Regions from separate parts of the Mus musculus genome. Here region 1 is linked to region 2. Evidence: chromatin loops called from intact Hi-C (ENCODE). Cell type or tissue: left cerebral cortex. All regions are shown on one strand. Each heading gives the region's core, and the rest is flanking DNA. Links, peaks and the distances in the headings are about the cores only. Region 1 holds the start of Ppp1r15b (protein phosphatase 1, regulatory subunit 15B). Region 2 holds the start of Pik3c2b (phosphatidylinositol-4-phosphate 3-kinase catalytic subunit type 2 beta).

Evidence for each region. A loop is a pair of places that touch in the nucleus more often than their neighbours do. Peaks named below come from ENCODE experiments on the same cell type or tissue, not always from the same donor. Only the 100,000 strongest peaks of a DNase experiment are listed, where the experiment ranks them.
Region 1: it touches region 2 in a loop (3-fold over the local background); 17 of 42 quality-filtered maps call a loop at or near these places.

The regions. Positions count from the first base shown.
Region 1 is chr1:133,128,703-133,134,068 of GRCm38, reverse strand. It overlaps Ppp1r15b (protein phosphatase 1, regulatory subunit 15B), which reads right to left and starts at 2,903. Exons shown (of 2, transcript NM_133819.3): 1 at 454-2,903. The coding sequence starts at 2,322. In left cerebral cortex, for the core only: no CTCF peak of the experiment used is centred there; DNase peaks (open chromatin) are centred at 1,878, 2,890, 3,922, 4,385 and 1 more place; H3K4me3 peaks cover 3,345 bases; H3K27ac peaks cover 4,505 bases.
Region 2 is chr1:133,043,588-133,048,953 of GRCm38, reverse strand. It overlaps Pik3c2b (phosphatidylinositol-4-phosphate 3-kinase catalytic subunit type 2 beta), which reads right to left and starts at 2,942. Exons shown (of 33, transcript NM_001099276.2): 1 at 2,531-2,942. In left cerebral cortex, for the core only: a CTCF peak has its summit at 2,843; DNase peaks (open chromatin) are centred at 2,099, 2,355, 2,841, 3,238 and 2 more places; H3K4me3 peaks cover 2,567 bases; H3K27ac peaks cover 3,071 bases.

The sequences.
Region 1 (5,366 bases), core at 291-5,290, 85 kb before region 2:
ACTCCAGAACACCCACCTGCTTCTAAAGTACTGGAATTACAGGCACACACCACAGTACCACTTTCAGGGCAAACAACTGAACAAACCTAATTTGCTGCTTGCTAGTGTTATTCCTCTGGATTCCAATGGATAGGAATAAGGACACTGTAGCCATGAAAATAAAACATTATATACTTTCAAATAAAACACATGCAAAACCATTTCTAACTTTCAGGTTCCACCAACCAAAATGACACCCCTGCTAACATCTAATACTGGCACCTTTCATTTGGAGAAGAACATTTCTCTATATTGGGAAGAAGGATCACACTGGAGTATTTCTCAATTCAAGAACACCAGCTCAGATGCCTTCCTCAAAAATGTGCACAACTGTGCCTCCAGAGGCAAAGTCATGCTGCTATAGTAACCATATCAAAATAGAGCAAGTTATTAGTCATGTAAAAGGGAACAAACCTTTTTTCTCTTGATATGGGTGTATCTTTCTCCAGCAAGAGCCTCACCCAGCCCACAGCCTGGACAATTATCTTCTTGGCTCTCTAACAGCTGGGCCTTACAAGAAAGTAAGGTATGATGGCCAGAGAAGGCCACTGTAGCCTCAGAAGAGGCCTTTGAGTCCTGACGGCCTTTCCAATTCTTCCCTGACGGTTGAAAAGGAGCCTTAAAATTTAAAAGGTTGTAGGGGTCCTCAGAATGACAGAAAGAGTTCCACAATTTAAGATTCTCTGCTTCATCTGCACTCGGTTCCCAGTCATCTTCCTCCCCGGAACTATGGTCGGGGGTCTCCGGAAGGGGTCCCTCCTGACAGCTCCCTACACCACAGCTGCCAGACCAGGATGTCCCTGAATCTGATGGGTCTCTGGGGGCAATTCTGGCAGCCGTCTGAATCGTGGCTGTAAAGTTTTGGGGGTTGTAAGGATCTACACTGTGGAAAGAGTTCCAAAGGTGAAGGCCTTCCGAGTCCTGTTCCACGTCTGATTCAGACAGGGAGCCATCGCTATCAAAGCCATCGTCCTCAGGTTCCTCGCCCCAATCCTCACTTTCAGAATCAGAGCTGGCTTCCAAGTCACTGGGGGCGCCTCCCAAAATATAATCTATCAGTTTGTTGCTACAAACTGGTCTGGTAGAAACAGGAAGGCTCTCTCCTCTATCTGAGAGGTCAGTTGCATTAGTGTGGTCCTCTTCACATTCTTTTTCCACGGGTAATTCACAAAACAGACTGCTTCCCTGGGGGCTCTGTGAAACTTCTTGAATCACCAATTCTGGTTTTTTCTCAGTGGGCTCCGGCCTGTCTGCAGCAGGGGACACCGCCTGTGCTGGGTTATCTGTGCAATGTTGTGGGTCCATCCGGAGAAGGTTATGTTCCTCCTCCAGGCTATGATAGCCATTATCTTGGTCAGGGGTGGGTAACTCTTGCCCTTTGTTAGCCTGGAGGAATTCTAGCCGTTTCATACGAAGGTGGTGGATTTCCGGCAGGCCTTCTGTAGAGAGAGGCGGACACCTTCTCCAGGCGGTTGCCGACATCTCTGCCCGCAACGGCTGAGGGTGACAACCATCTTCAGAAAGATAGCAGCTCTCTGGGGTTAGTGTTCGGAAACCCACAAACTGGCCACCTCCAGCGCTGCTCTGACAGCGCAGCCCTAACTGGGGAAGGTAGTCCAGGTAGGAAGGGTTCAGGAGATAGGAAACTACCTTGAAATTACCTAAGCTCTGAACGCTCAGAGGCCCAGAGGATGAAGAGTCAAGTTCTCGGTGGGAGACTAGACCAGCTTGAAGGCTACTGGGCAGCAACTCCACTCCCCACAGCTGCTGCTCCAGGAGGAAAGTGGGCGCTGCAGAGTCTAAAGCTCTTTCCTGGGCCTTGAGTTTTAACTCCAGGTCTGAGGACGAGCACTGCCACTGGAGTCCCTCCTCTAGCCAATCAAGAGAACTGACAACCAAGTCTTCCGAAGAGTCCAGCCGCAGTGAACTCAGAGACTTCTGCACCGTGGGAGCGGCAGATTCCTCCCGTCCTCTCAAAGCTCTCAGGGCGCTGTAACTTGCGGCAAAATCTAGCCATCTGGTAGGAATCAGGCCCCCGAAAAGCTGGCTCCAAAGCAGCAGCTTCTGGAATAGGCTAGGGAGCAGGGCAAGGAGCTGAGAAAGCAATTTGGTCCAGTACCTGGTCCGACGCTCGGGCAGAGCGGAGTTCCCGGGATTTTGTCGAGAGGAAGGCGGCGGGAACTCCGAAGAGCAGGCGTGCGATCGCCGAAGGAAGGGCAGCCGGAACCAGGAGCCCAGCCGAGGGCCAGGCCGCTTCCGGGCCCTGTGCGTTCCTGTCTCCATCTCCTTTCCTTGGCGGCTTCTCAGACAGGAGGAGGACAGAGCTCAGCGGCGTCAGCGCAGGCTGGATCCGAGGTCTACACAGTCTCCGCCTTGCCCAGCCACGGAGTGGGTACTGCAGTCCGATTCCCGCGCCGGCAGAGGAGGCCCAGAGAGCGGCGGCTTCCGCAACGAGTGCTGCACCGGACGGCCCAGAGGCCCGCGCAAGCGGTGGCGACCGCGGTTAGGTCCATCCCGGCTAGGGAAGGAGACGTCCTAGGCCGTGTGAGATCGCTCCACCATAGAGAAGACCCTCCCTCGCGCGGCGGCGACGGAGACGACGGCGGCGTTTCCGGTGGCCCGCACGGAGGCGCGAAACGCCAAGGCGGAAAGGGTGGCTGGGTGGCAGGCGAGGGCGCAAAGAAGCGAAGCTCAAAATGGCCGCAGCCGCACACCCGGAAGCTGCAGGGCGAGACGGAGGACCGAGGGCGTCTACTCCCTACCGCCCAGCGGCGCCTCACGTCATTCGCCGAACCCCCACCCTTGCCTCCCGAGAGGCGGACTTGCCTCACCCTCGTGCGTGGCCTCTGATTGGCCGCGTCTGTGGTCCCTGTCGGCTTCCTTACTCGGGGTAGAGCGGGGCTCGCACGCGGCGAGTTGCATCAGCCGGACCTAGGATGTACGCTTGCGCAGTCAGTTCATTCTGGTCTCCTAGGAGACTCCGCGCCCCACCCTCTAGGTCAAAGGGAATGGCTGGGGAGGTGAGTGGGTTTCAAGAGAACCCGAGAATTCTCCCGAGCCCTTTTTTATGGATCCGATTGCTAGGCAAATTATCCGCTTATCTGACACGTGTATCGGTCTTCTCCTATTAAGGGCGTAGGAAGACTGGAGTGAAACGATGTAGGCAGTGCTGTATAACCAACTCGCCTGGTGCTAAGACACACATCATCCCTAGTGAATCATAGTGAAACTGAATCACTCACACATTCCTGTCCCCTCTGCTTTAGGATTTCTAAGTCTCTAGCATTGCCTGTGATCTAATTTGGACATCTTTCAGGGTCCATTTGACAAAATACCCCTCAGAAAGAAAAACGCGGTGTTACTAGCAAGCTGAAGTCACAGGTGGGAAGATAACTGTTAACTAACTCAGAAACAGCGCGTTCAATTCACTTATTTCCTCAGTAACAAGAGCCACAGAGTAGAGCATCCGGCGAAGGATAACACATTGGTGACTTTTGTCCTCTGAAAAATATTGGCTGATTAATTTTAATTACTGTAATAAGGGGAGGATTTTGTTTGTTTGAAACAGATTTTACTATGAAGCTCAGGCTGGCCTCAAACTAACCACAATCTTTCTGCCTCGGCCTTCCAACCAAGTACTGGCTGATTTATCTCTTACTAGTTTGGTTTCTTTCTTCCTTTTTTATTTTTATTTTTTTCTTTTCTTACTTATCTATTTATTTGTTTATTTGAGGCCGGGTCTCTCTACAGAGCCCTGACTGTTTGGAACTGGCGATGTAGACCAGGCTGGCCTTGAACTTATTAGTTCTGTCTCTTCCTCTCCAGCAAAGAGATTAAAGGCATGCACCACCATGCCTGGTCTTTAGTTCACTTTCTTATTCTCATTTTAATCCACAATGCAAAGACCAAGTGGCTATCACAGAGCGTAGTGGTTACACTAAGGAGGAGAATCTTGCTGCCCTGGGGGAGGGTCAGCTGATCCTCATGACTTGTTGAGCAAGGAACAAGCTCTTTCTTCCCTGAAACCAAGAGTTTTTACTGTTTACGCCCCCACAACATCTTATTACTTGTGTCTGGCAGTAACTGGTTTCTTAATCCTAAAAGCTTTAGGAAAACGTAATTAGCAATGAGTCGTTTTTTTCATAGTAGCAGGAGGTCCGAGTATGCAAATAAGTTACTTCGGGCTTCAGTTCCTTTTGGGGTGAAGCCGAGAGGATCATCTAACCGCTGGGTGAGGGGCTGTATCCCCAGGCAGAGAGGGTAGGAACACAAACACTAGCTAATATTCTGCTCTCGTTCTTCTTTACAATCCTCCATTGTTTACCACTGCCTACAAAATAAAGAAAGGCTCTGTTCAGCCTGCGCTGCCCGAATGCTCTCCAGCCTTCGCTTCTGCGGCTCCTCCTCTGGAGCACAGGACTTGTCCTTCCTCCGAGCGTTAGAGGAAAGACCTCACCTTTTCTTGTGGTGTATACCTACTTACACTCCCAGTTTCAACTTGAAGGTCAAGGTCTGCTTGAGGCCTCAATGGCCCTACGGGTCAGAATCTGTTGCTCCTTTTCAAGGCTGATTCACGCCTTTTAGTGGCGTTTAACAATTTGCACCAGCCCTTCCTGTAAATGTACCCTCCAGTCCAGGCAGTAATGAAAGAACTGTACCAACGTTTCAATTTCCCAATGAGGAGGAACTGTTCTCTGTAGAAAGTTCCCCTAAGTTGGTTTTTAAATGACACATTAGAATCTCTGTGCGATTCCTTTTTAATTGTTTGTTTCGTTAGTTCAGAATTTCTTCCATTTGTGTAATATGTTTTTATCGTGTTCTCTTCCTGTGATCCTGAGCAGGTAATTATCGCTCAAGTCATGGTTCCAGTGCCTTTTTTGTCTCTTGTTTTTGCCTTGTTCTGAGACTCTGACCTCAGGTCTCATGCTAGTACCCCAAGCTCTTTCCCCACCTCCTCAACCCCTAGGTCAGAATGTCTTAAAAATTCTCCACAGTCTCTTTTCACCAAGACAGTTTTATGTGATCACAGGTAATGGTATACAAGACAAACATTTACTGATAATGACTCATAAATTTAGTTTAAAACAATTTTATATACCTATAGTTATACCATTTATTAAAGGCATAAGTAAATTTGTATACTAGTAAAATGAAGGGCTAGAAAGACAGCTCAGCAGTTAAAAGCACTGGATGCTCTTTTAGAGAACCTGGGTTCAATTCCCAACACCCACAGATTTACTCACAGCTGTCTGTAACTCCAGTTCCAGGGGATCCAAGGCCTTCTGGCCTCCTCTAGCATACATATGGTGGACAGTCATGCATGCAGA
Region 2 (5,366 bases), core at 222-5,221:
ACTGGCTGACACCAGGACGTGTGAGCTATTATGTTTTTTTGCCAGGTCAGCATTGCCCTATCTGCAGGCAGTAGGCAGCCTTTAGAAAGTCTTTCTCCCAAATCCCCTACAACTACTGAATAGTCTTTCTCTCCCAGTTCCCATCTGTCAGCTCTATTTAAAGAGGAACACACAAGGAATAGTATTTATATTATCACACCATGCTTCCCTCACTCAAAGAAGGGAAGGATCTGGGATGTTCCCTACTCCACATTCCCCTCAGCCTACCCCAGCTACACCCCTGACTGGCCTTCCTCTCTTCACATGGATGCTCTAGCTAATATTTGTGGGGTGCTCTGCAGTTTTCTGACCGTCTTTGCACACATAATTGCATTTGGGTAATGTATTTAAAACAATCCTCTGAAGCTGGGTGTTGGTGGCGCACACCTTTAATCCCAGCACTTGGGAGGCAAAGGCAGGCAGAGTTTGAGGACAGCCTGGTCTACAAAGTGAGCTCCAGGATAGCCAGGGCTACACAGAGAAACCCTGTCTCGAAAAACAAAAACCAAAACAAAACAAACCAAAACAAAACGAAAAACCAATCCTCTGAGCCACAATACTTTCCCTCCCATTTTACAGATATGAAAACTAAATGAAATTCACGTTCACAGGTCTGGAACCTAAGTCTCGCCAGGACTCACTCAAAGCCGTGCCTCACGTTCACCTTGCTACTACTCCACATGGTGTGGACTAAGAGTACATCCTGGAGGACTGAAGTTTGTGATTAGCTACACCATCCCCAAAGAAACAGAGACTCCTCCATTTTTCTCTCCAATGCTCCCTACAACACACACAACACCTTTAAAATACTGGGACAGGGCACCACAAAGAGACCTACAGGGCTACAAGGTGTAGAACCTCTGTAGGAGCACAGTTAGGTCATGGGGAAGAAAAAAAATTGCTCCAGACCAACAGGCAAAGCCAAAGAAGCACCCCAGAAAAATGAAAATGTGTAGAGCCCAAAATAAACGAATTGCCCTTCCCTTACCCAGTGCTCCAGTGGAAAGGAAAATGGATAGGCTTGCCTTCTGGCCAGGCCTGGGAGCTTGATCAGATTCAGACAGACACACCCATGCACTCAGCAGTAAGCTCTGAGCTACAAGAGCCAAACCTTGGGCTTCCCAAAAGCCAAAGGAGAAGCAGCCCCAGTCTGGGTCCAGGGCTCTTGTTCAAAGCCACCGTCTCCTCAGACACTGCAGGCCGTCAGGCAGGGCTATAAAATGTGCCTCGACTGAATTTTTCCACGGACACAGCCCCGAATGGGACTACCAGGCTCTGAAGGAGCGTCAGGCTCGCTGACTGGGCTCCAGGAGCTGCAGCTGGAAAGAGGGAGGCTATTTGTGTGTCAGGGTTGCCATTTCTCTCCTGAATCTCTTTCCAAGGCCTAGTGGGAGCAAATCGAGTAAGTTTTCATTCAGGGCTGGTTTGGGGCTGGAATTCAGTGCAAATTGCTTACATCTGCTTGGCCATGTCCCAGACAAGCAGGTAGTTTAGAGAAAGGAGGGGCTGTATCAGCCCACTTCTGTAGCCCAGGTAGCTTGCCAGCCGCTAAGGAATCAAAGGCCTGCTAGGGTCTATCAGTCCAGGCTGCAGAACTCTCTGACCAAGTTGAATAAAAACACCAGGGCAACCAGAGACAATAGGACTTTCACCCTAAATATGACTGGTGGGCTGGGACTGGGAAACCACAAAGATACCTAAAGGGAGGTGAGATGTAGGGCCAGGTTAGCCTGAAGGAGCAATGGCAGAGTTTAGACACTTCAACCTCTGCACAACAAGGGTGAATGCACTAACCTCATACATTTGGTAACCTCTTTCCACACCCCAGAAGCCTGCCAAGCCCCTGGACTTTTCACCCCACCCACCCCAGCTTGGCAGTTTTGCTGGGGCTTCCAGCTTCTATCATCGCACCAAAGCTGCAGCTGTGTAAAACTGAAAAATGAGGGGCAAGTACTGCCCAGGAGAGGAGCACTTTCCCGGAGGGCCGGGGACTCGGGCCTGAAGGTCCTAGTCTCTCCTGCAAGCTTTCAGTCTTCTGCTTTTGCAGTATCCTTATAAGGCCAACCCTACCCTCCGCCTGGCCGAAAATGTGTACCGTCCCGAGGTTGGACGCTGACTTCTCACTCCCGCTGCACAGGAAGGCACCACTCCCACCACCCCCCACTCCAGGACAGGTTTTGCTCTTAAACAAACTAATAAACAAATCGACTCCAAAGCGGTCCCCTGGTCCCAGCTCGTCTTGCAGCTGCACCCGGGAAGTGTGTTCCGGAGGAGGAGGCGGGTGCAAGCCCGGCGAGGCCGCGAGTCGCGGGCGAGCCGTGGGGCGGGGGCGAGCAACCTGCAGTGCTCGGAGGACCCGGCTGGGCTCTCGGCCCTGCCATTGTTGGCCCCGGCGCTGGCGCTTCGGGGCGGGAGCTCTGCCCACGTCGCCCCGACTAAGAGGGCGCTCCGCAGCCCCGGGGTCGTCCTCCCCGCCGCGTGCTCTTCCTACCTGCGCTGGCCGCGGGTTCTGCCGCGACACCCTGACTGTCGTGGCTGGGTGTCTAGGGCTCCGCCGACCCGGCTCGCTCGGAAGATCCAGGCGGCTCCAGCCCCCGCGTGATGTTCAGTGTCGCCTGCTCCCTTCGCTCGCACCGCGCGGGCACTGGGATCCCCGCAGCAGGAGACACACGGGCAAGCGACGGGCGTGGGGGCCGGGCCCGGGCCCGGTGCTGTCTGCCGGGAGCGTGCACGAGCTCGCAGTCAGGCAGCCCCGGGTGAGACAATAGCGCGAACGGCGAGCGAGCGGGGAGAAGCCATCTCCCGGACAGCCGGCGCACTGCACGGCGCGCGAGGCTCACCGGCTCCTGCCAGGACCGCGGCCCAGGCCGCCGGCAACAGCCGCAACGCCGAATCGCCTAGTCGCGGGAGCCAGAGGGCGGGGCGGCGGGAACACGGGCCCCCTCCCTCCCCTCTTCCTCTCCCCCTCCCCTCCCCCTCCCGCTCCCGCCTCCGCACCGTGTGCGGCGTCCTGAGCAGACCCCGGGGGCCAGCAATCCCACTTCCCGCTGGCAGATTGTCGTCGTTTTCCAGGCTGGAACCCCTTGCTCTGGGTCAGGTGAAACAAGCCAGATCACCTTATTGGAAGCGACACGGGCTGGGCGTTCAGTTATCCGTTCGAAAATTTCCTCTCATAATTATGCATGATAGGGATGCTCTAAAGAACTACCACCTTCGTGGGGGAGGCTGTGTTGGCACTTTTCTCTCCCGTTTGCTCAAGGGCGGTCTTCCAACCTGAGTGGGGAGGAGAAGTAGAGAAGCCTCCAACCCTATTAAGGTAGGAAGCAAACTTTGAAACTGTGTTATTTTCTCCGGGCACCTCCCTTAAAGCACCTGTGTCAAGCATTTTCCTAAGGGCTCTACCCAGTACTGGCCAGCTCCGTTTGCATAATAACTAGGGTCTCGGATCTCCAAGTACACTTTCTTCAACCAGGAACTTGTTCTTTGCTATCTTCCTTTCTTTGCCAGTCACACTGGGATTCAGCCTTCTTCCTCAGTACCCCTTCAAGCCTTGGTGGGAGAAGGTGTCTCAGCTCCCATGCCCTCTGCTCTCTAGCTAAGGCTTCTATGGAAACATCTGTTAAGCATCCCTTGCCTTGCCCCAAGGAAATATTTAAGATACTACCATTTCAGTCTATCAAAGTCAGAAAGGTCTTTATAAAACACATGGGGCCTTTGATCCCGCCCCCTTATTTGCATGAAACTCTGTAAGAAACCGGAGCAGTTTTCCAGGAGACAAGGGCTAAAGCCTTCCTAGGTTGGTAGAGGTAGAAACTGGGGAGAGCTCACAAAGAGGAGAGCTGTCTAGTAGAATGAGGATTTGAACAACTAGAGGAAGTCCTGTGGTGGAGAAAAGCAGTACAAAAGGGGAGTCCCTAAGCCAGGTCCTCAATCAGCACCTGGGAGGCAGAAGCACCCCAACGGGTGTGGTGTGTAACTCCAGGAGAGCTGCTGCTTTTTCTCCTGGCCTCTGCAGGCATCCATATGCATGTGCACACCCCCACAAGCATATACAGAATCTAAAAATAAATTCAATCTTAACCCCCACCCCCAAAAAGTCGAGTTCACAATTCTAAAGTATTTGAGGGAGAATATTGTTTTGTTTTCATCGAGGATGAAATGGAACGGTTAGATAGAAACCTCATGGGCATCACTAGGTGAGTGAAGAGAAAAAGAAGCCTGTGAGAGCTAAATCAGGTTCCGGTGGCTTGATGGTGAAAGACTCGTTCTAGAAGCTTAACAACTAGAGGAGGAATACAAAGGAGCATGAAAGATCAGGTATGGAAGTGTTGTTTGGCACAGGTTTTCCCATGTAGCTGAGGCTGCCATTTGAACTTGATATGTAGCCCAGGCTGGCTTCAAATTCATGATTGTACTGCCTCTTTCTCCTAAGTGCTGAGCCAACACCCTTGGCTTGGTTTTCTTTTAAGACAAGAAAGAAATGTGTTCCTATGCTGAGAGGTAAGACCAGGGAGCAAAGGGGTGAAAATGCAAACTGTCCCAAAGAGGAAAGGAGATGGCCCAAAGCATGCGAGACAAAGTTGCCTGGAGAGACTCACTGGCAAATGGATTTGGAGAGCAGTAAGTCTTGAAGCTATACCCTGAAGAAAAAAAATAGTTGCTACTTGATCGTCTTTGAGAATTCTGCTGAGACAAAAAGAGTAAAAATAGTATAGAAAGCTGGTTGTGGTGGCACATGCCTTTCATCCCAGCACTTGAGAGACAGAGGCAGGCAGAATTCTGAGTTCGAAGCCAGCCTGGTCTACAGAGTGAGTTCTAGGACAGCCAGGGCTACACAGAGAAACCCTGCCTTGAAAAACAAAACAAAACAAAACCAATAGATAGGATTGAAGATGTAAAAAATGTGGTTAGGTTTTAAATGACCATAGAAAGAAACGAGGGGGGCTGGTGAGATGGCTCAGTGGGTAAGAGCACCCGACTGCTCTTCTGAAGGTCCAGAGTTCAAATCCCAGCAACCACATGGTGGCTCACAACCATCTGTAACAAAATCTGACTCCCTCTTCTGGAGTGTCTGAAGACAGCTACAGTATACTTACATATAATAAATAAATAAATCTTAAAAAAAAAAAAAAGAAAGAAACGAGGGAGTACATAACTCGGTTTACACAAGGCCCTGGCTTAAGCCCCCAACACCAAGAGAGAACTAAGGATGGAGGCCCACAGCTGCTTACAGCTAGCATAGAGGCCACAGCTAGTGCTGGATATTTTTGTATGATGATGCAGATACTATTTGAATGTTTTCATCTGTAGCACCTAGACACCCGGAT